7 separate regions of the Mus musculus genome follow, and all the other regions are linked to region 4. Evidence: chromatin loops called from intact Hi-C (ENCODE). Cell type or tissue: heart. All regions are shown on one strand.

The links. Hi-C counts contacts between places; a loop is a spot of excess contacts. Peaks named below come from ENCODE experiments on the same cell type or tissue, not always from the same donor. Only the 100,000 strongest peaks of a DNase experiment are listed, where the experiment ranks them.
Region 1: a loop joins it to region 4, with 2.7 times the contacts of the local background. A loop is called at or near these places in 3 of 42 quality-filtered maps.
Region 2: it touches region 4 in a loop (3-fold over the local background); 7 of 42 quality-filtered maps call a loop at or near these places.
Region 3: a loop joins it to region 4, with 2.8 times the contacts of the local background. A loop is called at or near these places in 5 of 42 quality-filtered maps.
Region 5: a loop joins it to region 4, with 3 times the contacts of the local background. A loop is called at or near these places in 4 of 42 quality-filtered maps.
Region 6: it touches region 4 in a loop (8-fold over the local background); 4 of 42 quality-filtered maps call a loop at or near these places.
Region 7: a loop joins it to region 4, with 4 times the contacts of the local background. A loop is called at or near these places in 3 of 42 quality-filtered maps.

Annotation. Positions count from the first base shown.
Region 1 is chr1:23,278,494-23,282,493 of GRCm38, forward strand. No RefSeq gene overlaps it. Among named protein-coding and RNA genes, the nearest start is that of Mir30a, 8.2 kb to the left of the region's middle. In heart, no CTCF peak of the experiment used is centred here; a DNase peak (open chromatin) is centred at 1,528; H3K27ac peaks cover 222 bases.
Region 2 is chr1:23,254,117-23,258,116 of GRCm38, forward strand. No RefSeq gene overlaps it. Among named protein-coding and RNA genes, the nearest start is that of Mir30a, 16 kb to the right of the region's middle. In heart, a CTCF peak has its summit at 1,940; DNase peaks (open chromatin) are centred at 1,985 and 2,725; H3K4me3 peaks cover 2,415 bases; H3K27ac peaks cover 2,556 bases.
Region 3 is chr1:23,183,082-23,187,081 of GRCm38, forward strand. No RefSeq gene overlaps it. Among named protein-coding and RNA genes, the nearest start is that of Gm29506, 51 kb to the right of the region's middle. In heart, no CTCF peak of the experiment used is centred here; a DNase peak (open chromatin) is centred at 1,910; H3K27ac peaks cover 94 bases.
Region 4 is chr1:23,381,620-23,385,619 of GRCm38, forward strand. It overlaps Ogfrl1 (opioid growth factor receptor-like 1), which reads right to left and starts at 1,556. Exons shown (of 7, transcript NM_001081079.1): 1 at 1,196-1,556. The coding sequence starts at 1,432. In heart, no CTCF peak of the experiment used is centred here; a DNase peak (open chromatin) is centred at 1,792; H3K4me3 peaks cover 2,038 bases; H3K27ac peaks cover 1,685 bases.
Region 5 is chr1:23,269,191-23,273,190 of GRCm38, forward strand. Mir30a (microRNA 30a) reads left to right here and starts at 3,079; the gene lies at 3,079-3,149. In heart, no CTCF peak of the experiment used is centred here; a DNase peak (open chromatin) is centred at 2,461; H3K4me3 peaks cover 1,204 bases; H3K27ac peaks cover 1,626 bases.
Region 6 is chr1:23,322,569-23,326,568 of GRCm38, forward strand. No RefSeq gene overlaps it. Among named protein-coding and RNA genes, the nearest start is that of Mir30c-2, 33 kb to the left of the region's middle. In heart, a CTCF peak has its summit at 1,858 (motif pointing right); no DNase peak of the experiment used is centred here.
Region 7 is chr1:24,003,416-24,007,415 of GRCm38, forward strand. It overlaps Sdhaf4 (succinate dehydrogenase complex assembly factor 4), which reads right to left and starts at 2,225. Exons shown (of 3, transcript NM_026503.3): 1 at 2,131-2,225. The coding sequence starts at 2,185. In heart, no CTCF peak of the experiment used is centred here; a DNase peak (open chromatin) is centred at 2,246; H3K4me3 peaks cover 1,391 bases; H3K27ac peaks cover 1,052 bases.

The sequences.
Region 1 (4,000 bases), 100 kb before region 4:
GAAACGCACATGAAGCAAAGGCATTGTATGAACAGATACACACACAACTACAATTTTTCAGTCTTTGATTTTCTATTTATTTACATCTCTGATTCTATATGGGTCTTCTATAACTGGCCAGTTGTTTATTACTTAAACATTTTAGCTGTTGGCAAGATTAAGTTGTGAGCAATCCAAGAGTGCTTTTCTGATTATTCAGTCACCATATTAGTTATTTTCATCCTTGCTGTGATTAAATTCCAGACAAGGGCCAAATGAAGGCCTAAGTTTGGGTCAGAGTTTGAGTACGTGGTCCATCATTATGGTGGCAGTAGCATGAGGCACTTGGTCACATTATGCCTGCAGTGAGAAAGGGGAGAAAGGGGAGAGAGACATGAATCCTAGACCTTCACTTAGCTCACTTCTTTCCTTTTGCTCAGTTCACTACTCCAGCCCATGGTACACTGCCACATACATTCAGAATGAGGTCTTCCATCTTACTTCTACAGAATTAGGTGCAGAATTAGGTAAAGAATTAGCTAAAAGGAAAAAAAAAAAAAACCCTTACAGAAATGCATAGAGGTTTGGTTCCATGGCTATTTTAAATTTCATCAAGTTGACAGTCAAAAATCTGCTTTCAGAAAGAACTATGGCAGTATATGAATACCTTTGCAATCTTTTCCCTTGACATATCTTTTGATGGGGAACTAATCTCAATTAGTGACAAGAAAAATATCGATAATGAGTGAAACACCCAGTCAAAAGGGATACCATGCAAGCTTTCTGTAGTTTACTCTTATATTTTTAAGGGTATGTTAAAATTAAAGTCTGTGAGGCTCTCCTGTACTCTGTAGTGAGACCGTCTGCTGATACACTGGCCACTTGGAATTACTGCTTAACATGTACAATGGCTATCTTAGCCATTTCTGAATTAATAAGACTCCCTATGCTTTACAGATCTCAGATATGTAATGCAGTATATTCAAGGACTGCTTCAGAAGTAGTATTTATGTAGGTATACACATTTGTTCTTCTAACATGTAGACATTAAAGACTATCCTTGGCACTGGATAGCACAGAATACTAGCTCGCTGACTAAAACAAATGGCTGCCAGAGTGTATTATTAAATTTCAACTGTCTTACGTGTTAGAAAACTATACTCCTGTTTTTGTACACAACTTTGTACCTTTTTATTAACATTTTCAACTCTAGCAAATAGCTCTGTTTTTCTTGTCATTATTATGTTTCCAACCATTCATATGTTTTTAAACTAATACTTGGTAATGCTCATATAAAATGACATTAGTTAAAGTCTCAGTGTCTGGAATGTGCAAGGCCCCGGGTATCATAATAAGTATCACAGAGACTCCATTTCTAGCTCTACCTGCTGTACCTGAGTCACCACTGTGAGACAGTCACATCATCAAGCCACTCTACATTACTAAGTAGTGGTGACTTCATTTCCGTGTTTCCTTTCGGCTACTATTTGGGAGACTCCCTTCAAATAGAGGAAGTGGGCTGATGAAGGCCAGTGTTTTCATTTCAGATCCTTCACATCTCTGGAAAGCTGCATCCTCTGTAGAAAATAGTGTTGTATGTGTGCCAGAGTATAACCCTGACATTTATCAGGGAGAGGGAGGAGGTCACATAATGCCTTGTGTCTTTCAGCAGTAATCCTCCCATTTGGCAAGAGTTAGACAGGAAGTGTTTAACAATGGGATTTTATAAAATTCAATATAGTAATGAGTGTTTTTATATTTGAATGGATCAAAGGAAGTTTTCTTTCTTTCTTTCTTTTTTCTCCCCCTAACAGGATGGGCGCTTAGAGTGAAGGTATCTATGGACTTGGGAGCGTTTGCTTACTTTATTAAACTTTGTGTAATATTTTCCCATTTTATCATGTCCATGAAGGGAGAAAGGTAAGAAAGCTGTGGTAGTCTCTATATTGATTTCAAATAGTTTGCTTAAGGAGAGTTAGTGAGGAAGTAGCTGTCTTTTAGGAAGATGATTTTATCAGCGACAGAGGCCTTAGAATGTCTTCAACTAGACTATAAACAATGAAGTTATTTTCTTTCACATTTGCACCATGAGACCTGGTAGTCTTAAGCTTTATACACAAATAGCTTTGTATCAAGAACTAAATTTACAGGAACTAGAGGAAAAGATACTCCTGTTTGACCCCAGTCGCACAGGCTCTCCAAGGCAGCTACTGATACAAGTTTCTTAGGGCTACTACTAAAGGGTTGGTTAGTAGTACACAGGGGACATCGAAACTGAACAAAGTGAATCCTTTTCCTCAGATTTTAAACATAACAATGTAGGTCTTCACTAGCCAGTAACCCTTGTCAGTAACATAGGAAGTTAGGCAGGTTACAGCGAAAGGGGATAAAGAGAAGGAGAGGCAGAGATTCAGAAAGGCATAAACCTGGCTATGAAAGACACTCGGCTTCACTGAGGACCAGCTACAAGGTCACAAAATTTGGGGTGGCATATATTCATTTTGTGGCATGTTTCGATAGTATTTGGATACAGCCTAATAAAGACATCAAAAAAGAATATTATAAACTGGAAACATCACTTAAGAAGAGAACTCAATGTAGGATTGCATAGCTATTAACTATAATAGGATGTTTTTTGATGACAGATAATCTGTTTTATCTGTGATCCTGTTTTACCTCTCCAGAGTCATTGGTTGGACTATGAACTTCAAGTACTCAGAGCCCACGGAGATCTAGAATACCTTTTATCTCTGACCCATTATTCACATTACTCTCTTTTCTCAAACCTTATAGATTGTGCACTTTAGCTTGTAGAGAGGGTGCTTTTATGAAAGAATTAATTCCCATAATTTAACTTTCCAGATAAGTGAATCATATGCCATTTAAAACTAAAAGAAGCATTTTGGTAAGTTGAGGCTATGACTACAGACCGAACTTGTGCTGTGCCTGTTGAGTGCATTGAGGCCTCTGATGTTTGGGCGTGGGACTGTAATTGTGCCTTTAAAATGTGGGGACTGTGCTTGTTACCTCTCTATCCCCACAGCACTAGAACAGCGTCAAAAAAGGTTTTATAAATACTTGGTTAATTTCTAAGGATAGTATCATTCTCTCTTAATGTTGCCTTTTTCAGTCAGTATTACTCAGCTTGGCCTTAATGGCAATGAAAACATCTTTTTTCACTTGCTCTGTTGCCTAGTTGGTCCTTTCCTGTCCTTTCTTTACCTGAATTTGATAGATACTTAAAATTATCCTTAAGCTTCACAAGAGCTATGTCACCTATACGACATATGGAATTTCTTAGACAGATGGCCTAATAGTGACATTAATTTGGTTCATTGTGCTAATCTGTCCCATTCCATGTGGGCCCCAAGTCATACATCTAACATAATTTTGCTTTTTAAGGTATATGTCTGTACTGGCTAGTTTTGTGTCAACTTGACACAGCTGGAGTTATCACAGAGAAAGGAGCTTCAGTTGAGGAAATGCCTCCATGAGATCCAGCTGTAAGGCATTTTCTCAATTAGTGATCAAGGGGAAAAGGCCCCTTGTGGGTAGAATCATCTCGGGGCTGGTAATAAGAGAGCAGGCTGAGCAAGCCAGGGGAGCAAGCCAGTAAGGAACATCCCTCCATGGCCTCTGCATCAGCTCCTGCTTCCTGACCTGCTTGAGTTCCAGTCCTGAATTCCTTTGGTGATGAACATCAGTATGGAAGTGTAAGCTGAATAAACCCTTTCCTCTCCAACTTGCTTCTTGGTCATGATGTTTGTGCAGGAATAGAAACCCTGACTAAGACAATGTCCAATTGAGAAAACCTTTATTCTCAAGTTTAACTTGTCATCTTAACATAAATTGCCATTTTACGCAGGAACTGTTCAGGCGAAGTGCAGTTAGTGAGGCCTGGACTTTTATCACTTGAGTTTCTGTTAGTATCCCTCCCTTTAGGGTACATGTGTGCAGCACTTAGGGCTTTCCCTGTGTTAGGATTCTAATTAAACTTCTCCACAAGGATATCTTGAGAGAC
Region 2 (4,000 bases), 130 kb before region 4:
ATGCAGGGTGACAGGACTCTCCAGAGCAGCTGGGAGGACTGGCTCAACGCTGCTGCAGTACCTAACAGAAGTACCGGGGTTTGGTTTTCTAGAATTTGTAGGAGCTTAATTCCTATCTATTTGAAGAGAAAACTGATGGGTCAAAAAAAAAAAAAATACGTGGATGGAAAAACCATGAAGAGCGAGGAAACGTTCATTGGCTGCCGGTGGGCAAATATTGACAGTGAAGTTGAGAAGAATAACAATATGCTTTAGGCCGCATTGCACTTGGCACTGGATCTTACGGAAAACAAAGTGCTTGACAACTATCTTAGCTGGATTGCACCCAGCGAAGCCAGGAGAGCTGGGCATATTGTTCTCTTGTTACAGAGTTAGCCATTAACCAGTGTGCCCCAAATCGGGCCACAACTTGGATCTTTTTGACAAAAACTAAGTCTTGGATATCATCCTTTCTCTTCAAGGTAGTCACAGTGACTTTCTGTAAAATAAGGGTGGTAACAAAATACTTTTTCTTGTTTGACACACTCTCTCTCTCTCTCTCTCTCTCTCTTTCTCCTTCCTTCCCTCCCCCCTCCCCCATTTGCTTCACTTTACAGATCATTCTTTCAGAGTCATCAAAACAACTTATGTAAAGGCCCAGGTCACATGTACAAATATTTTTAAAAAGCAGTTTATTGTCAAAATTAATAGGGGATGGCAGCTCTTTGAAGTACACAAATAGATAAAAGTTTTATTCTAAATTATGCAAATATGTGTTACAGAATATTTTTTTCATTATCATGTGGTCCACTTTTAGAAAGGAAGTCAATAAAACTATTGACTTCATAGAAAATGAAAATTGAGTAATTCTGGCTGAGGTAGTTTGGATAAAGTGTTTGTCTCAAGTTTGAATCCTCATTCCATAGTTAGTAATGCTGTTTGGGGAGGCTTAGGAAGTGTGGCCCTATTGGAGGAGGTATTTCTCTGGAAGCTGGCTTTAAGAACACAGCGTTCCTTGCTGTTTTGAGTTGCCTTTCTTTCCTTCCCGCTTGGGGCTTAAGATCTGAGTCCTCAGCTTCTGTTCCTGCCACCTGCTACCCCGGCCCCCAACTCTGTCATCATGAACTCTTATCCCAAGTGGAACTGCGAGCCCAAAGTAATCCTCCTGAAAGTTGACTTGGTCCTGGTGGGTTTTCACAGCAAGCACGTACTAGCTATAGAAAATAAGCAAACATCTATGCTGCTTCTATGTAGTGCGACTTTGACCGCCATCTTAAACTAATGCCTTTTATAGGTAGCCAGAGATATCTTACAAATATATCCTCTGTATCTATACGCTTCTATTCAGGTATTTCACTCAAGTCTCACTGAATATAGTTTGTGCGACTTTGTTTTAGAAATAAGATTCTCAACTGGATACTGTGATGAGCTTTTGATGCCAGCACTCAGGAGGCTGAGGGAAGAGGATATTGGGTTAAAGCAGATTGAATTACACAGAAAGGCCCCATCTCAAAACAGCAACATAACAATAAGGTTCACTTTTTAAGTCCTAAATGCAATTTTCCTTTAGGAAAAGAAAAATCATATATGCCACTAATGGTCTGGATTTTTATTAGAACAGAAACTAGCAGGTTTGAGATACCTGGTGCTCTGGCTAATTCTTTAAGAACACAGATGTCCAAGACCGCAGAAAAAGCAATTTGAGTGCTGTCTGCTTATGCATTCCGTTTTCTAATGCGAGACGCCTTACTTAACTTTAAAAATTAATAACGTTGATTAATAATGTTCCAACCTATGTGTGCAGCTCTCTTGCATGAGAGCAGTCTGGGTTTGAGGGCGGAGATCTTGCTGAACCTCACAAGCACACGTCACCTGCCTACAATGAGGGCAGTCAGGCTCCAGACCTGCCCAGGCCTACTCCCTCGCGACGCTGCCCGGCCCGACTGGACTTGCTCTGGGCGGCAGGATCAGGTCCCACCTCTGGGCTCTGAGCGGTTCGCTCTTCGAGGATCAGGGCGGGTGTGTAGCCGGAGTCGCTTCCTATTGGCCGACTTGCCGGGCGTCCGGACATCTGATTGGACGGCCCCGCCTCCCCACGGGCTGAGCTCATTGGACGGCGCCAGCCGAGGGGGCGGGGCGCGTTCCCCCCGGGTTCTTGAGCGAGCGCGCCGGGCCGCTGAGCCGGGCTGAGGCGCGGGAGCGGGGCTGCGCGGCGGGCTGCGGAGGTAGGGAGCGCGGCGGGCGGCGCGGGTGGTGAGGGCGGCGGGCCCGCGGCTGGCTGCTCGTGCCCCGCGAGCGCCCCGGGCAAGAAGAGCTCGCCGCAGTCCTTGGCGGGCGGGGACGGAGCTGCGGGCGCGCCCAGCCCTCCACTGTCCTGTCAGCCGCGGCCACCACACACACGCACACACAGACACACACATTCACACACGCGCGCGCACACACACACACACACACACACACACACACATACACACACACACACAAAGAGCGCGGCGGCGGTGCGGGGAGGCTCGCCCGGGCCCGCAGCGCTCAGGCCGCGGAGACAATGCGGCGGGCCGGACTCCGCGACGTGCGAGCCGGGAAAAGTTTGAGGCTTCTCCTCAGGCTGGGCCGAGCCGGGCCGCGGCTTTGGGGAGCCGGCTTCGGGACGGGGCCCGCGAGCTCGAGCGCCTGCGCGGCCCGAGGCGTGAGGAGAGCCTTTAATACTTTTTTTTGGAGCGGGCGGGGAGAACAAATACAAGTGCGGTCGGGCGAGAGGCGCTGGCGTGCCGCTGACGCGGGGACGGTATCCGTGGGAACCTCTCGGGGGCGAAGGCTGTCCGGGGCCTGGCGGGGGCGGGGTGGAGAGGTTAGAAGGTCGCAGAGCTGCGCTGCTTGCGACTGGCTCTGCTTGACCTTGGACCAATGATTTAACCGCTTAGATCACCTCGTGGGTGATCTCGGAGGCGACAGCCGCTCGAGTCTTGTAGCTTTGAAATGTGTCTCCGATGGAGATTTTTTTTTTTCTTTTCTTTTCTTTTTTCTCCAAGCCTCGTTGTGGTGCGGGAGTTGTGAAATGGTAGGCCGGGATATATTTATATGCACCCGGGACTCACCCTTCAGCCTTTCTCAGAAGTAACTTTTAAGTCGGGTGGCTTAAACACACCGATCCTTCCAGAGTGCAAAATAAGGTATCCATTACTTTATTTGCAATTCTTAAGACTGGTCTAGATACCCTGTTCGAAGTCCTTGAAGTCCTAGGGCCAGGACAGAACCAATCCTGAGGGTGAAGTGGCAGGTGCCCCCAGCAAGCCCTTCTCCAGGCATTTTGGAGAAGCGTGAAGTATTTATTATGCAAAGGAGAGCATAAACCAGGGCAGGCGTTTGTGTTTATGGCGTTGGTTTCTGTATCACTGGTTTCTACTGAAAAGTTTTGTTGAAGGGTGAGGTGTTGGTGGGGAGGGGTCTCCGGTGACAAGAGAAGGAGAAGAAAACTTTATTTGTAATCCAAGTAAATCTTAAAAGTAATGTTAAGTCTCCCTTGCGGGCAGGCACGGTAGCAATGCTAGTACATCTTGATCTAATTTTAATGAAGGATTGAAAATAGCCACCGTGTTCATATCACTGACGCCAAGTCAGCTCACTTACATAATCATCTTTGTTGAGATGTGTTAGTGCTGTGTATAATTTCAAAGAATAATTACAAAGTTTGTTCTGACACTGTCGTTGAACTATTATCATTTGAGATATGTAAAATAATGAAATCTTAACTTTTGGTTATCAGATAACCTACATTTTTCCATCAAAGTAAAACCAAACCTTGCTATGAACAGAACTCATGTAAATACTGCATATATATGTTATGGCAATGTATAAAGAATGTATTGGCTCTGTATGTACATGTTCAAGTACCACAGTTTTCTCACTTTGTGAGAGTGCCGCTTTTATAGCAGGTGCTCCGCTGGCTATTTTCTCCCCACCATGGAGCTTAGAAGCTTATAAACAATGCAAGTTTGTAAGTTAGATATTCAGCATATATTTG
Region 3 (4,000 bases), 200 kb before region 4:
GCATGCCTCAGAGAGTTTAGTTAGAGTCTCTTGTGAAAGTGTGGGAAAGCCACCTACTAGATGAACAATAACAGCAATGGCTACACCACTGGAAAAAAAATAGCACCTGTCCCCCAGCTAATTGTCCAGCAATGAGATTCACACATTAAAATCATAGTGGTTTTTATTTTCTTAATTTTTCAGGCTATAAGGAATGGAGGAGTGAGGCCTGATGAGCCATTCCCTTCATCCATGATGAAATGTTGACCAGCACAATCTTGTAGAAGTCCTGCATAGATAACTATGTATATGAGTTCATATGCAGTGAGCTCATGAGTACCACAGCTATAATCTAGCCACAGGACACATTTTTGCCACACATTTCTCCATTCTCTGTCTCTTAACATCCATTCTGTTCCCTATCCCATGATATTTGTTGAGTCTTGGAATGGGTAAGAGAGCTAGAGGAAACTTCTCAATTAGTTCCTCCTTTCATTCTCTGTGGTCATTTCTCTGTGACCAATGATTATGGTATCTTCAATGACAGGCCTTTATCATCAAGTTCTGGTGGACAAGCAAGAGTGATGGCAGTATTCTGTATTGTTTGGGTCCTCTGAGGCCTCAGTAGCCAACAATTGGTAAGGAGGTTATCACACATCTCCCATTGGAATTTTTAATAACTCATGGTTTCTGGGAAGAGCATTTTCCACCCTCTGTTCAAACTCATGTAAATATATAATTATATATATATGTATTCATATAATCAATATATGTTCATAAAATTGTAGGATAGAATATGTTTTTTAATGATACCCTTAGTTTTGCTTACTTCTCTCTCTCCTTTCCTGTCTTTCCAACCCCCCCTCCATGCTTAGACCTCTAAACTCTTCACAAGTGTTCTCTCCACTTTCAGTGGAAAGGACAACCTTAGAGATTATCAGTTAATTTGATTGATAATAACATTGCTATCCTTCAAGGCTGGCGTCATATTCTTTGGAGTGGTGACAAATCGATGGTCCAAAGGGAAGAATTTAACTGAAGTCACCAAATGTCATTCAAAGTTATGTTTGTTACCTAAAGCAAGTTACTGAGATAATAAACATTACTGTGGATCTTAAAGTAATTATATCTCATTATGTTCAATGAACGCAATTTTATTTTCCTTTCACACAGTTATTAAAGGCACATCATCAAACTGTTTTGAGCAAAGAGAGATGGCATCCATGCTATTTATAGATAACAGTCAGATACCAGTCCCATGAAAGCTCCTATATTTACTTCAAATTCCATTTTTAAAATTACACCTTTTTTATTACAACAAATGTTCTGTTTGAGCATTCTAATCATATAGCACCATATATTATATTACATTTCCCATATCTTCCACCATTAGAAAAATCGTGTTTATTTGTATTTCTACTATCTCACAAGTAAGCTATATAGCTAGATTAACCATTATCTCAATTTTCAAGGCAATTAACACTAAAAGATACTTGGAAATATATAATAATTGGTATAATATTCGTAGTGGTGGAAGGGAGAAACAACAGAATCCTAACCAACATCAGGCACTCAGCCTACACTGAAACCGGAACTGATGGAAAAGCCAGCCTGAGTGTCTCTATGTAGTTCCTTTCCATGAGGCATCAGAACCATTCTCATTCAGACCCGGATGTCTTTCTGGATGTCCCGAAGATTCTCTCTCAAGTCTACAGCAAAATCAGGTCCTGAAATCCCCCCCCCACAAGAGAGCCCTTTAGCTTCGCCCCAGCTACTGCTGCAACCTAGCCGAAGTGTCTGATCACTGCACAAGATAGGAGAGAAAGCCCTGTGCATGCAGTGAAACAGCAAGAGGAAGCTTCACCCTTTCCTTCCCCAATTGTGTTTGAGGAAATCCAGGACAGGCTCGGAGCACTGACTTCCTGGATGAGGCATACGAATCTTAACTCCAATAGTCATGTAGTAACTCGTACTGTGGCCACACCTTAACCCATTCACCCACGCACTCCCAAGTTCTTGCCACCTTTAAATGTGTGTGATCAATAGTATAATTCACGTGTTTATGGGCTGGTGCTTAAAGATGCAAAGCTGGAATTCCTAACTAAAAGTATTATGGTTTTTTTTAAGTTGTAATCTTCATTTTGCAGATAACCCCTAAGAAGTTAGAGCAATTCTTCCTCCCAGTAAATATGTAGAGGATATGTAGAAGACTCCTTCTTTCCCTCCTCCCCCTCCCTTCTTCCTCCTCTTCCTCTCTCTCACTGTTTTCTTCCTGTCCTCCTTTGTACCTGTGTTTCTGTTTGTGTAAGTGTGTGAGTGTGCACAAGTGCAGGTGTTTCTGGATCTCACCGTGGAGTTGACATCTGGTTCCTTCCGTGATTGTTCTCTGCTTTATTTACTGAGGCAGGGTCTCTCAAAGAAGTCAGAGGTCATAGATCCCGCGACTCTTAACTGTCCACTTTGCCCTGGGGATTCCTTCCTCTGCATCCCTCCCCAGGTCTGGGAATCCTGGTAGCCACCTTGCCTGCTTCTGAAAATGTATTGTGTTTCACTGAGCCATTGCCCGGACTATCTCTCCGTCTCTATAAGTTTGTGTTTATTGCACCCATGAAAACTCACATTTAAGTTTTACATAGTTTGTACTTTGCATTTCCCTGATTCACCCATGAGAAACAGAACATTTGTTGTCCATTTTTATTTTCTTTATTTTCAACCTACTCTGATTTTTACTAGCCATATGGATATTCGGAATATGAAATATTATCAGACTTTTCTCTACATTCCTTTTTGTGGTGCTGGGAATTGAACCCAGAGCCCTGTGCATATTAATAAGCTTCTGCCATATTTTAATGTCTCTTCTCCGACCAGAAGTATACAAATATTAGTGTGTAGGTCCTATTTTAGTATTTTATTGTCATATTTTCATATCAAAACATCACTTAAAGATGGGCACAAGGAAGGAATATGGCCATCAAGCAACTTTTGAAGTTTGAGAGATTTACCCATGTTCTGCATTTGGCATGCCTTCTTGGAAGATTTTTTTTTCTCTCATCAGAACATCTGCCCTAAGCATCTTCAACATCCATAGTCACCAGGGAAATGCAATTCAAAACGATCCTGAGATTCCACCTCACACCAGTCAGAATGGCTAAGATCAAAAATTCAGGTGACAGCAGATGATGGCAAGGATGTGAAGAAAGAGGAACACTCCTCCATTGATTGCAAGCTGGTACAACCACTCTGAAAATCTGTCTGGTGGTTTCTCAGAAAGTTGAACATAGTACTACCTGAGAATCCAGCTATACCACTCCTAGGCATATATCCAAAAGATGCTCCAACATATAACAAGCACATATGCTCCACTATGTTCATAGTAAGCTTATTTATAATAGCCAGAATCTGGAAACAACACAGATGTCCCTCAACAGAGGAATGGATAAAGAAAATGCAGTACATTTACACAATGGAGTACTACACAGCTATTAAAAATAATGAGTTCATGAAATTCTTAGGCAAATGAATGGAACTAGAAAAATATCATCCAGAGTGAGGTAACCTAATCACAAAAGGACACACATGGTATATGCACTTACTGATGAGCAGATATTAGCCCAAAAGCTCAGAATACTCAAGATACAATTCACAGACCATATGAAGCTCAAGAAGAAAGACCAAAGTGTTGATACTTTGGTCCTTCTTAGAAGGAGGAACAAAATACTCATGGAAGCAATATGGAGACAAAGTGTAGAGCAGAGACTGAAGGAAAGGCCATCCAGAGACTGCCCCACCTGGGGATCCATCCCATATACAGTCACCAAACCCATACACTATTGTGAATGCCAAGAAGTATATGCTGTCAGGAGCCTAATATAACTCTCTTCTGAGAGGCTCTGCCAGACTCTGACAAATACAGAGGCAGATACTCGAAACCCCCCATTGAACCAAGCACAGGGTTCCCAATGAAGGAGTTAGAGAAAGGACTGAAGGAGCTGTAGGGGTTTGCAACCCCATAGGAGGAACA
Region 4 (4,000 bases):
TTTTACAATTGACCTAGTTAATTGTATTAACAAGTTTTGTTTTTGTTTCTTTAATTCCAAACTTCTCAGTGGCTATTTGCTATTTACTTGGAAGACAAATGGGAGGATAAGACGCTGAAATGTGGCATGCGCTATTGTTTTGGGGTTGAGCACATAACACTAAGTGCAAAATACAAACGGGAACAGAAGACAAGGGCGGCCAAGATCTCATTAGCAGGGCCAAGGCCCTCACTTTGGCCACAGACATACTTTTCTCCTCGTATGCTTTGGGCAAGATTTCCTTTAAGGCTCACAGTTCTCCAAAATGGGGAATTAAAACGGACCGCACACCTGGAAATTGCATTCCATTCAATAACACGCTCAATTAACCTGGATGGGAAGGCTCGGACTTCCTGGAAAGGTGATGCTTCCCCTAAAGTCACATTGGATTTTGGGCTCCATTTTCCTTCAAGTTGTAAGAGGGAGGCCTAATACAGAACCACCAACCTTAAACGGTGCAGACTTCTTTAAAAATATACAGTTCCTCCTTTTAAAAGTTTCTGAAGCCACAAGAGGTTAAGGGACGCCATCTATCTCTCTTCTAACCTATCTACCTAATTGTATTGGTCAACTGACTTAAGCTTGGTTGGATCAACAAGTCTTCTGGGTGAACGTAAATGTTAAAGGAATACTCAAGTCGTTGAAAGGTTTCTCTTGGGGAAATGAACGGTGTTATTTTAAGTTTGCTCAGGAACCTTCTGTGATACTTTTAATGCCCGTTGGACCCTCGCTGGGAGGGGGAGGCTGCGGGCCGCTTCACAACTGCAGTTGTCTTGCTCTGAATAATATTTTAAATCTTTTTTTAAAAAATTAAAATTAAAAAAAAATCAATAACAGGCACTGGCCGGGTCCTCCTCACAATCTTCTATTTTTAGTTTAGTTCCTCCCACCCCACCTTCGCATCACCCAGCTGCGCTGCAGAGGCAAAGAGAACACCGAGTGGGGTCGGGGTCTGCCTTGGGGAGACTTCCCTGCGAGGTTCACAGCAAGGCCCCCTGGGCTAGCAGCTAGCCACCTGGGCACCGCAGGCTCCCTTAGGTCGGGTGCCCGGGCCAAGCACGCCGAGCATCCCGCCCTGCATCCCCGGGGGCAGTCCCCTCCCGGGCGCCGGGAGCACGACCTCGCCGGGCCCACCGTGGGTCCCGGGGCCGCGTACCTGCTCCGCGCCCGCCGCCTCGGCGTGGTCCTCGGGCACGGGGCTGGCGCGGGGCCGCCCTCCGGCTCTCTCGGGAGGTTGCTTGGGCTGCTCCGGCTCGTCGTGCTGCTGGCCCTCGCCACCGCCTGCCGGCCCCGGCTGCTCGGGCTCGGGCTCCGAATCGGTCTGCCAGGTGGAGTCGCAGTCCTCCACGGTGGTGGGCTCGCGGAAGCTGACCCCGCCGAGCAGGTTGCCCATTGAAGAGGCGGCGGCGGGCGCGGGCTGCGGTAGCGCGCTAGGGCCCGGGCATGGCCGCGCTCCGCTCGCTCGGGGCGCAGGCGGCTGCTCGCCCGGCCCGCGCCGCACAGCTCAGCGCGGCCGCCGGCGCTCCGGCGCACAGGCGGGGAGGAGCCGGGCCCCCCGGAGCCGCCGCCGCACGCGTCCCAGCCAGCCCATCCCGCCGCCGCCCCGCCCTGCCCCGCCCCGCCCCAGCGAAGCCAACCCACTCCCGAGCGCGCGGCACCAGCTCCACCGGGACGCGCCCCCCTCCACGGTCCCCGGGAGTGGCCAGGGGTCAGCTGCCCCGCCCCCTGTGGACCGGGATCCGCCCCCTTGGGGCTCCTCCCAGCCAAGCGAGAAGCCTGATCCCGCCCAGGTCAGAGAGTGGAAGGAGGTGTCTCCATCAGCAGACCGGTCCTGCCCACACCCCCGCCCCCACTGGCTGCTCCAAGAGGAAGACAAATTAGCCACAGCAGAAGACAAAAGCTAATCTTGACAGTGCACCCTCTAAACAGGAAATCCAAGCTTCGGGAACAGTACTTAAGGCCACCTAGAATCCCTGCGGTCTATAAAATAAAAGTCAGAGCTCTCTGTCCCCTCATCTTAAAAGCAAACTTCTCTCGAAACAAAGGAGCAAGAAGAATTAGGCCAGCACATTTATTTCATCAGTGAGTAGTCCACATTTGTGCTCTGGGCAGAAAAACGTCGGCATTTATACAATGAACAGGCTGGTTCTAAGTGGAGTGCTGAAGACTATGGTTCTAAGGACCAGAGGCAAACCTGCTGTAAGAATACTTCTAGGCAAAATAACAACCAAAGCATCTGAAAATGGCAGAGCGTGAAACCAACTCCAGGAGCTAGTGGCCCGATGCCTGCACCTGAGTCTTGATGGGATTTTTTCTGCCGTGGGACATTGCCTGGGATCATGGGTTAGTTTTATTAGATGCATCAATTGTACTCAGAACTAGTAATTAAATAGATTGCAAATCCAGGTAGATGGGTATTGCTTAAGGAAGATTTGGCTAGAAGATGCCTCTCCACAGATAAATCAGTGGTTGTTTCTTTCCAAACTTCACAGTAGGGTGTGACTCTACTAGCAGTTTCTGGCTTTGGACAGGTCACGTAACTTCTTGAGACCCCGGTAGTCTCCTCATCTTCAAAATGAAGCCAGGTTTTTCTCTCTGGAATGGCATCTAGCTTCACCTTTAATGACCTTATGACTATCAGGGGCCACACAAAAAGAACGTTCTGGTCAGATATTCATTCATAAAAACTGATGATATTAGGATGAAGTCCTTGTCAGATCCAAACAAAATTAGAACTTGACAGTATTATTGGGGGAGGGGTGTTCATACCTGTCTGAGGTAGGGAGTTTCTTGGTTGATAAGATGTTTGTTTTAATAGGCCAGCTTGCTTTGCGCACCTCTCCCACAACAGGGGGTCGGGAAGGGGATAGGATTATCTGTAACATTAAGACTGCAGCAGTCCATACGAATGCTCACGCAGAGAATTTGCCTAGCAATCCTACAAACTATACAAGGGAACCCACCTCAAGACCTTCTTCCCCCCTCCTCCAAAACCCAAAGTCTTGATATTCAAGACGTTTTTGTAAGTTTATCTCTTTTTAAATTTAGAGTCGAATCCTTCCTCAAACCCTGTTGACTATATCTGTGGTTAATTCTTGTTCGTCTCCTCTCTCCCAGGGCTCTGCTCATCCCAAATAAATGTCACTGCAGAGAACCTCTGATCATGGTTTATGTTGACAATGACTTAGTGAGAAAAAAAAAAAAAAAGTATGGGGCAGCTGTAGAACAAATCAATCTGACACTGTTAAAATTCAGGGATTCCATTTGTCTTCCATCAGAACCGGACTAGAATACACTGCAAAGTGAACATTTAGTCCAAGATCGGAGCTGAAAGCCTAGTGGTAATGTGCCCAGGTGCTCTACCTGTTTCCCACCTGTATTGTAGAATAAGTCCATTGCAATGTCTTTGCTGTCCTGTAATTAGGAGTCTATTTTCCCTGCTCCCAGAATGTCGTAGTTGCATGGAGTTCTTTGTCTAGGGTTGAGGCCCCATGAGACTTCCCCCTTTTCGTGTTAGCATGTCTATCGGTGCCATCCCTGTTCAGCTCATGTTCATGAGTCTTCCTGGGTGTAGCTTCCCTGACAGGTCTAGAAGAGGAAATCGCAAAGCAAACTCCTGTTTCTCTGGCTCTTTCAGGGTTTCCCCTACCTCTTCCACTATATGCAACAATAATTTTTTTAAAAACATAGTTTGTGAACTTGATTTTTAAAAATAAATAGAAGGGAGTAGGGTACATGGGAAGGGTTGGAGGGAGGAAAGGGAAGGATAAAAATAATATAATCATATTTTAATTTCAAAATTTAAAAAAAAGAGAGAAAGAGAAAGATAGAGTTTTAACCCTCACTCTTGAATTGGTTATAATCTACCTTAAAAAATAGAACCTGGAATAAGATATATTTTAAGATTTTCAAAGTTAAGCCAAAGGGAACTTTGCATTTTCAGTATATTAGTTTGGGTTAT
Region 5 (4,000 bases), 110 kb before region 4:
AATTTGAGTTTTAAATAGTTGTTTGTATGAACAAACTCCATGGGAAGTTCCTCCAAATAATTTTCATAGCTTCTGTTAATTTTCACAAAACAAGGTATATAGCAGGTAGATTTTTATTTATATTACTTTCAATAACAACAAAGAAAGTTATGAGCAGATTCATTGATGTCATCATTAGCAAGAAATGCAGTGAAGATGACACACAAACTCGAAGCCTAGCCAAAGCTAGGAAGAAAACTAGGCCTGGAAGAATGAGTCAGAGAAGGTGCACATTGGTTTTGAAGTGTAGAATTGTGTTTGTACATTTAGTTATTCTCTGTTTCAGATGAGTTCTATGCATGCTTTCTACAATAGGAGAGAAAGACCGGTTGCCATTTGTTCTTTACAGGTGTGTCAAAATCAAAACAGGAGGTGTGATGCCAGTACTGTTCACGAAGCTGCCCTAGGGTTCCAGGAGTCCCTGGAGTAAAGAAGGATTCAGAACCTGGGCACTGGACCCTGTGCTGACAAGGAGCCTCCCATTCGTGGACCGACCACCACTATAAACATGCAAATGGGAAGTTGGCCGTCTACATGGATAGGAAGGAGCAAGGTAGAAGGAGGAAGAAGCAACTTTTTCTGGAGAGGCAAAGCACCGTGTACTTTTTCATTTCTATGACTAGCTAAGTAAAAGTTTTGCTAGATTTTAGGACCAGTCTTAAAGTCTTCTCCATTAGAATGAGTTAATCCTTCAAATAGTTAAAACAAAAAGGATGTGAGGAAGATATACAACCTTTCAATGACACCAGAGCTGCACTGTTGGGCTGACCAACTGAGGGACTTTGACTTGTAGAGTGCTCACAGTTTAGAAGTTGAAGTTTGTTTTCTATGTTCAAGGGTTGTATAAGGGAGATCAGGGATTGATATACTGAACAAAATTGAATCTTATTCTTCCATATTTGCTAACATATGTTTTTAAAGAACAGATATTATTCATTTTCCAGATAATGGGAAGACATTTTTAGTCAGAAGGAAACTTAATTAGTTCAGATATTTTAGGTCAGTGGTTCTCAGCTGAAAAGGTATAGTAGAAACTTTGACTGCTTTTCCCAGGTATACATACTAGCAACTTCCCATCATTTGAACAAGAGTTGCAGAATCAATGAGGGAAAATGAAATTCAGATATGTAGGGTTAGAAGACACCAACTAAATAATCTTATCTTTTCTCAACCCTCTAGCTTTGAAAATTATGCTCAACAGCAAAAAGAAAATCCTAACTCATTAAAATAAATATGTTACACAGAACCTCACCTAAAGGGGCAAAGTTATCCAGCATCCATTTGACTAAATCGATTTTCTCTTTCATATGATTTCTTGCTGTGCCTGTGTCTTGCTGAAATACCCTGTAGGTATAGACTGTGACGTACTGGACTGATACTTGTTAAATGTTCTTGTGTTTTTGAGCTCTTGATCTTAGTCTTTCATGTTTTGGAATTTTTTTTTTCATGTTTATTTGTAAAGTGTTGTGCAAAAGACTAGAGTGGTGCTAAAGTTTGATTACTCCACATAGGATTGTTATTGCAAGCTTTTTGTGTAGTATATACCAAGAAATTACCATTTATTATTTTTAATTTAAGGTTATTACTCAAAAGTGGACTGATTCTAAGGCAACTAGGAGACCCTTCACTTTGAGAAAAATGTATGAGTGAAAATACTTTCTTTTTGTAAACAGCTCCTGATATACAATATCCTCTGGGGTGCCAGTTCTGGTATTTATGTTTTAATTAAAGAGCCCCTGCCTCTCTATTTGTGGGCCACTTAAACAAGTGGGTGTCTTGGTGAGAAGTTCAGGAGGTTGGTGGTTGTAGCTGAGTTTAGGATTGACTCAACTCTGGGCAGCAGTGGTATATGAATGCCAAGTGCTAAGAATGTTTGGAATGTAGACTTGCCAGCACTGATAAAGTTTGCTTTGTTCCCCTGTGTGACTTGACCCATTGAGAAATTGTGGTTCCCTAGGAAGTTTTAATAGTTCAAAATGTTTAGTTAATAAAGAAAATGGCCACAACATAATTCAGCTTGTTTTCACCTGCTGCCTCAAAGATTAACTTTCTTAACCATAACGGGATAGAACTGTCCCTTGCTTTGAAAAAGAAATTTATGGAGCTCATCACATTTGTTAGTTTCCACAAACATGAAGCTCTCTGTGGGGATTTTTTTTTTTAATCATAAAATCCCTAAGGCGTTGGCAACTAAAATTGTGGTAACTTCATCTAAAACCAAATCTCAGGGGAAGGCACACCCACTTCTCTGTACCAGCTTAATCTTTCACTAGACTCAGAAGGGTTTTGAATTACTTCAGGAAAAGTAGTGACTGATAGAGCTTAACCTTCCGTTTTCCTCATTTATTTTCATTAGAGAATGGGAGTGGAATTCAGAACATTCAGATGTGGAGTTAATGTGCGTCACTGCTGCCAGCCCCTGCTGCCAGCGATAGGTTCTGTGTTTTTCCAGTGGGAAACTCTGATCCGCAGAGATGCATGCAAACCTGCACCTCCTTGCTCTTTTCTGCTTTCCTCCTGATTGTTGCTTACTCTTTGGAACATCAGCTGACTGTACAGAGCCTCTGTGGAAGCAGATTTCAGAACAAAGGTGATCTGTAAAAGCAGCACGTAAGTCTTGGTTCTGTCTGTTTCCTGTTCTTATTTGATAGTTTTAAGCTTCCCTACTTTGGTGTTTATGTTGAATGCTCTGTACATAATAGAAGCATTTTCCTTGTTAAATTTTCTCAAAGGATTTCGATAAACTTACTCATGTTCTAGTCCTAGTAAGTCACTTGCATGATTGTTTCTTATGGCCAACAGTAATGGGTGAAAGCTATTTATTCGTGTTTTCATAAATGTGTTTGACACTTAGTAGATGAATAATAAATGTTTCTGAAACATATAAACTATATCTTACATAAACTTTAGTTATATTTCTAGGGCATCGAGGCTTTGCAGTTTACAGAATGTTGCCTGTACATTTCAGAAACTCCCGCAGAGCACTTCTCAGGTCAGTAAGACAGAATGCTGAAGAAGGCATATCAACGTTGACAGTGAGCGACTGTAAACATCCTCGACTGGAAGCTGTGAAGCCACAAATGGGCTTTCAGTCGGATGTTTGCAGCTGCCTACTGCCTCCAACTTCAAGGAGTAATTATCTTGTTGGCTGAAACCAATACCTTGCTTTCTCTTTGATTTATTTTTACAAAGCTTGGGTGGAAAAGATAAATTAAACAACTTCAAAACCACAGAAGTGTTCTTCCTGTGCATAGAATATGCAATATATGTACTCAAAAAATATAACAGTATTTTTAAGCTAAGCAAAGAAATATATTATGTATTTTTTTTAAACAAATAAGACAGTGCTTCAAAAATTATTTTAAAAAGTAGGCTCTTTAATCTACTTTTATTTATCAAATCTCAGAGTAGGTTTTTTTTTTTTTAGGTCAATTCACACACACCAAAAACATCGTGTTAATGTAACTAAATTATTTGAAAAGAGAGGAAGTAAAATCCAAAGTAGAGCATTAATTCATGTTTCATAGTGCTTGAATTAAACCACCTACCCCTTCTTGGTTTAGTATTTCATGAAGTAATGATTTTCACCTTAATATAGTATCTAAAACATTGCCTCAGGTAACTTGAAAAGTATATTTGCTTTCTTTTGCTTGATCTACTATAAAGTCTTGATTGAGATTTTCCTTTTAACTAAACTGATAAAGTAACTCATCTCCCTTTAAAATAGTACACCAAATTCTATTCTTTATGAAGACAATTTCAGAATGGGAAGCCTAGCACAGATCCCTGAAAGACATAGTTTCTAATTTGCCTTTTTTGTTAGTCTGTATTTTTCTTATGGCTTAATGTGAATGTTCATTTAAATTATAGGAATGAGACACCTTAAAAAGAGAAATAGACAGCATCTTTACCTTGTAAAGCACACTCTTTGAAACAGCAGTTTCATTACTGTAGAAATGAC
Region 6 (4,000 bases), 59 kb before region 4:
ATTGTATTGAGAAAATCTTAATTGGCCCTTCACAATTTGTCTTCAGAAATTTAAATTGGAAACACCTGGGTTTTTTTTTTCATTTTTTAAAAAATAAATTAAGTAGCATGGGAAGAAAACAGGTCATAATAAGGTGAATTGAAACCAATGGTAAAAGCTGAAAGTGTTTGCAAACACCGTAGTGTGCATTTGGAAAATAAAATACACGGTTGAAAATCACTAAGGCAAATAGTTGAGTTTTATTTAGTGACCAAATTATAAGACATGTAAATACCGTGAAGAATTTGAGTTAGAAGTTTCCTTTATCATGAATATCCAGTTTATTAGAAATAAGTTTATTGCTTTTATTTCTCTTTTTTTTCCAAGTTTGACAAAATTTCTTGTAATTTTAGTGAAGGCATTCAGCTCAGTCGTCTCTCTCCTCATCTTGACCTCAGGTTAATTTGTGATTTGAGTCAAGTAAAGACTATGTAGGAGAGCTGTTATTTCTATAAACAGGAAAACGGACAAGTATGCACTTCCATTGTTTTATGTAGAGCTTATTAAACAAACTAAAAGGTATTGAACAAAGTTTTAGGACTATCGGTAGGCTGCTTCTTGGAAGTCATTACACACACACACACACACACACACACACACACACACACACAAAATGCCCAGGAAATAATCACCTCCAATAAAACTCACTGAAGCTGCCTCCAAATTTAACATTGTAATTTTCAAGGAAATTTCATCATTTCTTTTGTCTGTGACTATTAAAGATGCAGTTAGCTGTCACATCGAAAAATCCCGTATATAATCCCCAAGTACAAACACCCCGCAGTGCACACATCTGAGAGAATATGTAACAAGAGACGCATAATGGGAGCGAAGTTGTGAGCAGTTCCACTCCCAACTTCCGCATAACCTCAGTGGGCTGGCTCCCCAGCGCAGCGCTGAGGAGACCGGATACTGGACTGGGAAAACAATGTCGCTGGAATATTGACTGAAAGTAATTTGAATAGAATTAAGATGAATCTTTTCCTAAAGCCACTTCATTCTCTTTTGGGTTGTTTGCATCGCTGTCAGCAGGTACAGATGCCTGGCTCTTTCAAAAAAGAATCCTTATGTGAAGTATTGAGTGGTAGAACTATCCCCAGTCTCTTTAATGGCGCTCATCTCCATTGGGGATTCTGCAAAGGACACTGTTTGCTACCAAAGTAAATCAGTATTTCGAACGTTTCTTTTGGTTTTTAATTCTAGTTCCTATAAACATTTCCACCATAACTTGAGGCAAATTATACGGAAGCTGTTTCTTTTTTTCTTTTTTGATTTTTTGTTTTTCGAGACAGGGTTTCTCTGTATAGCCCTGGCTATCCTGGAACTCACTCTGTAGACCAGGCTGGCCTCGAACTCAGAAATTCGCCTGCCTCTGCCTCCCAATTGCTGGGATTAAAGGCGTGCGCCACCACGCCCGGCTGCTTCTCTTAAAGTACAAACCACCCCAAAAATATCAGTGTGCCTACTGCTGTAAGTATTTCGCTGGCTTTTATTTTTAAAAGGTTTAAATATCCATCCACCCACCCCAAGATGGTATAACATTACATAAAGACAGATGAGGCAATGCGTGTTCTGTGACCTTTGAAGCATTTAAGTTACTGACATATTAGACCCAATTTGAATTGAATTCACAAGGTTTCTTATTTGTACAACTCCATGGCTTATTTTAAGTATATAGATACTGGCTGGTGGTTTCAAAAGCACATTTTGATGACTGAAACAGGACAGGAATGCTTCTTCAAACATATTTTCGTTATTGCTTTTATTTCTAAAGAGCATCTAAAATGTTACCAGATATTCGGCTGTAATGACCGAAAATAAACAGTAGAGGGCACTTTGGTTCTCTAAGAAAATAAATTGTTCCAAAATCTTTTGTAAATCGGCAAAATAACGGATGCAGTTTGGACTACATGAGAAGCTTAAACAAAAATGTAAAAATAAAATAAAATAAAATAAAATAAAATAAAATAAAATAAAATAAAATAAAATAAAATAAAATAAAATAAAATAAAATAAAATAAAATAAAAATCTCTGCTTGCTGTGAACAAAGCAAAGCTGTCTTGGGTTAACTGAAGCATCTTTGTTTAGTCAGCCTATAAGGAAAAAGACTGCCCTGCAGAAGAAAAATCAAAACCATTCTGTGGGCTACAAATTGAGGCTCCATCATATCGAGAATATTTCATTTAAGCAAATAAACAAAAAAACTCACATTCAGTTTGAAATGGCCTGACATACTAAATGTTTCTGACTTAAATCAGTAGTCGTTGCTTTGTCTTGCTTTAATAAAATGCTAGGCAAAAAACAACTTGTGAGTGGAAGGTTTTATTTGGCTTGTAGTTTGTGACCTACCGTCAGGGCAAACCAAGGCTGTAGCTCCAGACGAGAGCTGGAAGCAGAAGCCGCTGGATGCTTACTGCCCTGCTCCTCTGGTTTGTTGGGCTACCTTTATGATACAGCCTTGTCCCACCTACCTAGGAATGCCAACTCGCATAACAGACTGAGACATTCTATACCACTAGGAAGCAATCAAGGAAATGTCCCACAGGCCAATCCAATAGAACCGATAATCCAATAGAATAGATTCCCTCCTTGTAAGTGTACCTACATTTTCATGAAGTTGACAAAAACGCACCAAAACATTCACCTTATCTAGGCTTTCTAGACATAAAGCGAATGTTCTCACTGCCTAAGAAGTAGTGGTAAGTGACAGTGTATGCTTCTTCTATATTGGTTGACACTCCTAACAGTTGGCCTATGGATTATGCAATATTTAGTTTCCTCTAGAATCGTCTTTATTACCATCCTTGTCATTCTGCTCATAAGTCATTTTGTGGCACAACGGCTTCCTTGTGCTACGTACAAATTTATCCTAGTTTTATATATACACAAGGAACACTAAATGGACTCCTGAGGTTGTGTTTATATATTTATGCATATATGTAACGATAATAATTAAAGAAAAATAAGGCCATGAATTTGTGGGGGAGAGGGAGCAAAGAGGAGACACAGGGAAGGCCAGAAAGACAAGAGGGAAGTTGAAATGATGTAATTGTATTTTAACTTAAAACTTAAAGTTGAAAATGAAAATGTGAGAGAGAACACGCCAAGTAAGGTAATAGACAATTAAATCTAAGTTATATTAGTCCTTGTGCTAATGACCTTGAGAAAATCATTTATAATTTCCTGGACCTTAGTTTTAACATTCATAAATGAATTTCTGTATTTATTAGGAACTCTGCGATAGTGTCATCCGCTCTTACTCTGAATAGTTTTCGAGCAAATTCCATGACTTATGTCCTAGTTGTTAGCAGATTTATCAAGAATCTGATTCAAGCAGGTTGAAAGATCCACTTGAATTTTGATAAACAGATACGGAGCTAATGCTAAAATGTACATCTTACTCAATATGAGCATCCACCACAGGAGGCCTGAGGACCTTCAGAAACCAATCAGTATACGCCACACACCCCGTGTCAAGAATATCTGGCAGAGGTTAAAATCATACAATGACTACATATCTCGAGGCAGATTACAGAGAGTCTGCATGATACTCTTGAGCCAAAGTGAGCAATAAGTTGTAAAATGGAAAAGAACACTTCAAAACCAATGAAAGCTTGTTCTACAATTCTGGGAACATTCTACCCATTTCCACCTGAGACAGGAGGTACAGCAACCTTGCACTTACACTCATGTGAAGTACTTCAATGGACTAAGGAGCTGCGCTCGCGCGCGCGCGCGCACACACACACACACACACACACACACACACACACACCTGAGTTCAGTGGTGACTGTTCCATCTATTTCCATTATATTCCTTAGGGGGAAAATGATCTATCACTCATGATATTACCCAAGGCAGGTCCCATCTGGAGATGCCTTATCACTGCTAGTAGCGAAACTAAAACAGCAAACAAGCAAAAGGTCTGGACATGGAGATTTATGGAGGATTTGCTAAAA
Region 7 (4,000 bases), 620 kb after region 4:
GCCTTGGAGATAACCAATGTTACACGTTTTCAAGAAGAGCTATAAAGCGATGAGACAGTCAAGCACAGGGGAGATAGTTCAGCAACCTTAGACTCCACCTAGTTTGGATTATGCACAGAGTCCTCTTCTAATAATGTACTTGGCAGCTTAGTTTCCGTATGTGTATATATACTATAATACACATACTTTTCTCCAAGAGATGCACCTAACAACCTCTTAGTGACATAAGATACCTCCAAACACCAGGATGTATGTACATCCATCTTTGGACAATGGGATTTTTCTCTTCTCTAAATAACAAACCTAGACAGATTCTATTCATTTGTACTCTCCCCATGTTCCAATACAGGGCCAGAAAGGCCCATCTGGCCTATACTGGGTTTTGGTGCTTACTCACTGTCTTAGTCAGGGTTTCTATTCCTACACAAACATCAAGACCAAGAAGCAAGTTGGGGAGGAAAGGGTTTATTCAGCTTACACTTCCATACTGCTGTTCATCACCAAGGAAGTCAGGACTGGAACTCAAGCAGGTCAGGAAGCAGGAGCTGATGCAGAGGCCATGGAGGGGTGTTTCTTACTGGCTTTCTTCCCCTGGCTTGCTCAGCTTGCTTTCTTATAGAACCCAAGGCTACCAGCCCAGGGATGGCACCACCCACAATGGGCCCTCGCACCCTTGATCACTAATTGAGAAAATGCCTTACAGCTGGATCTCATGGAGACATTTCCTCAAGGGAGGCTCTTTCCTCTGTGATAACTCCAGCTTGTGTCAAGTTGGCGCACAAAACCAGCCAGTAAAACATTCAGTAAGATAAACTGAGCCAAAAAAGTGTATTTTTTCTTTAAGGAAAATCTTTTATTTACTATGTCATGCCAATTTTGGCAGGTGTATTATTGAAGTCAGATGCATTATGGGAAGGAACATACACAAAATTGATAATGCTGCCTAAAATATCAATCAGAGTGCAAACCGCCCAAGCTATATGCCCCTTACTCTTATCCTCTTCCTGTAGCTCCATAAAAGACCAGAGGCAACGAATCAGGCCTCCTTCACTCTGGTTTAAATAAAGTGTCCTTGCTACTTTATAATCAGTATGGGTTTTAATTTCAATCCCTTGACTAAGGAAGCACCTGGCTTGCCCTGATCCTGACAGCAGAATCATTAAATCAGCATCCATTAAGGATCCATTGTGCTGGGGCATGGGGAAACACACACCAGCAGGTGTAGCAGCCTATACTGATGTTTCTAGAATTGTCCAAGTATCCACGAGGGTACATTTCAGGGTGGTATGATCTTGAACTGTGAGTTGTTAGAAAAAGCAATGAATACAATCAGCATAAAATCCTTTCCAGGAAGAAAACCTCATACAGGCACTTAATGGAAAAGGTCTATCACATTTGTACACGGGTTTGTTAATGTTTCTTTTGTTTCAAAACACTGGAATGCTGGATAAACAGTAATAAGGATTTGGAGCGACCCTTTCGGTTTCTATAATTCTCACAGATCATTTAAGATTTTAGCAGCCAACAGGTATTAAATATGTGAAGGGAAACATTAAAAAGTAAAATAAAAACCAGGCCACTTGTTATGAAAGCAGTAATTCTGTCTTTGGTTTACAAAACTTCTCAGGGTTATCATCAAGTAAACTTGCATTCTGCGTGCTCTTTGATATGATAATTGAGGGGTATATTGAGAAAGAATGCAATAGTTCTGAAAACTTTAGCTTCTACAGAAAGACGAGGGCATCTCTTCTAACAGTTCTTGGCTTTGTGAAATTTTTATTTTGTTCTTTGCTCTACGTGTGCACTTCCCCAACGTTTGAACCAGGCTGACCTTGAACTCAGAGATCCTCATGCCTCTGCCAGCCTAGTGCTGGGTCTATAGGCATGCGTCCCTTGTCCGGGTATAAATTATTCTTGATGTAAATAAACCTGTAAATTAATGACACTGGTCTTTTCCGTATTTTTCTAGCCGCATCTAAGAGCGAGGCGCTTTTCGAAAACCCTACGCCAAGCACCGCTAATGCTTCTGTAGCCACCGCGGCAGCGTCTCCGCGCCTGCGCCCTCGCATTTCGGAACTCGGCTTCCCACGCGGGCCCCCAACTCTCAGGACCCCGGGCGGATGGCCTTACTTGCTGCTCTCCAGACGAAAGTCATCCGTGAAACGGAAAGGGTCGTGGAGACCATTGCGCCGGCTCCCACAGCGTCTGCGCACGCGCACCAAGGTGGGAGGGGCGCTCCACAGGGGAGCCCGCGCCCTCTGCGCAGGCGTCAACGAGGGCAGAGAAGGGCGGAGCTTCGTTGTGTCCCTGGAAATCCTCAACTGCTCAACTGCCTCGGGTAATCCTGCAGTGCCTTGTCCTCACAAGTCCTCGCCCTTGGTCCTGCGCAGTACCTGGGCAGCGCTCTTAGCTATTCCGATGGACTTAAAAGACAAAACCAAAAGCCTGCACGAAAGTAATAAATTCTAGAGTTCACACCACCTTAGTGTATGATGCTTTAAGGAGGGAAGTTCAAAGTCCAATACAGAGATGGAAACTTGAATCACCCTAATTTAATTGCTCCATAAATCTGTAGTTAAAAATACCTAACATAAAACATTTAATTAGATTGAAGATTCCCACATTTTGAAAAAATTTTAGTACGTTCAAATATTGTCATGTGAATTGATTATTGAGATTGTTCCATGACAGGGATCTGTTAGAAATTATTTTAAAACACAGGCTGGAGAGATGGCTTCTCTTTCAGAGGACCTGGGTTCTATTCCCAGCACCAACATGGCAACTAGTTTCTAACCCCAATTCCGGAATGTCTGACACACTCTTCTGGACTTTGTTGGCACTAGGCATACACATGGCATGCAAACTTGCATACATACAAACATACATTGCAAACATACTTACATCATACCAGCAAAGCACTCGTACAAAAGAGATCTTTTAAAAATATTGAGCTTAAAACCCTTGAAATATGACAGCTAAAAGTTTCCCCCCATTATTAGAAAACAAACCAAACTCATAGCTGGTCAGACGAGTGGTCCATTAAATTCCCATCTTGCGGTCAAGAGTGCTGACCCCCAAGAACACCTTGATCACCTCACCTTCCTCCTAGCACAGCTGTGTTTCTCAGTGGCTCCATTAATACAATAGCCACAGTGATAAGAACAAAGGCACCAATGTACATTGAACTGTCTTTCTCCTCCCAGGACTTACTGGCTAGCACCACTAACTTAGCAACTCGTGACTGACTTGATCTGTGTCTTTCATCACTAGAGTGGTTTTGTGTTGTTTGTATTTTTTGTTTTTAATGCAGGAGTGCTGTCTACATGTACACCTGCATGCCAGAAGAGGTTATCAGATCCCTCTATAGATAGTCCTGAGTCACCATGTGGTTACTAGGAATGGAACTCAGGTCCTCTGAAAGAGCAGCCCATATTCCTAACTCCTGAGCCATCTTACCAGCTCTCAACCTGCACTATAGTATTAAGCAGCCTGGGAGACAGAGCTGACTTCAAGAGAATCAATTCACCTATCCAATTATGAAGGTAGCAACTTGCTCTTAAATAATTATGTTTGAACTGTGTTAGATTATAGGCGATTCCACTAGACGCCTCCCAGGGACCTAGCAACAGCTTGTCTTCCCCTGCTACTACCTCCAGCTCTGCTCCCACATTCCTTTCTGTCCTTCTCTGTGCTCCATCCTCTTCTCTGCGCTCATAGCTCTGCTCCCACCGTCTACATGTCTGCCTCTACCCTTCTCCAGGTCCTTACTCCCCTTCTCCCCCCACCCCCAATAGGAGATCTATTGCATGGTATAAATTCTCAGGGGCACACCTTGGCATGTTAGCACCAGGTACACCCTTACTGCATTATCTTTCATAACAAACTGTTTTCCTGGTTATCTTTCCTTTCATACAGTTCACCTGTGGCCCTAGTGAATGCTTTGTACTACATAAAGTGTCCTACACAAATTGCATATCAAAAGAACTTTTTCCTGTGGATG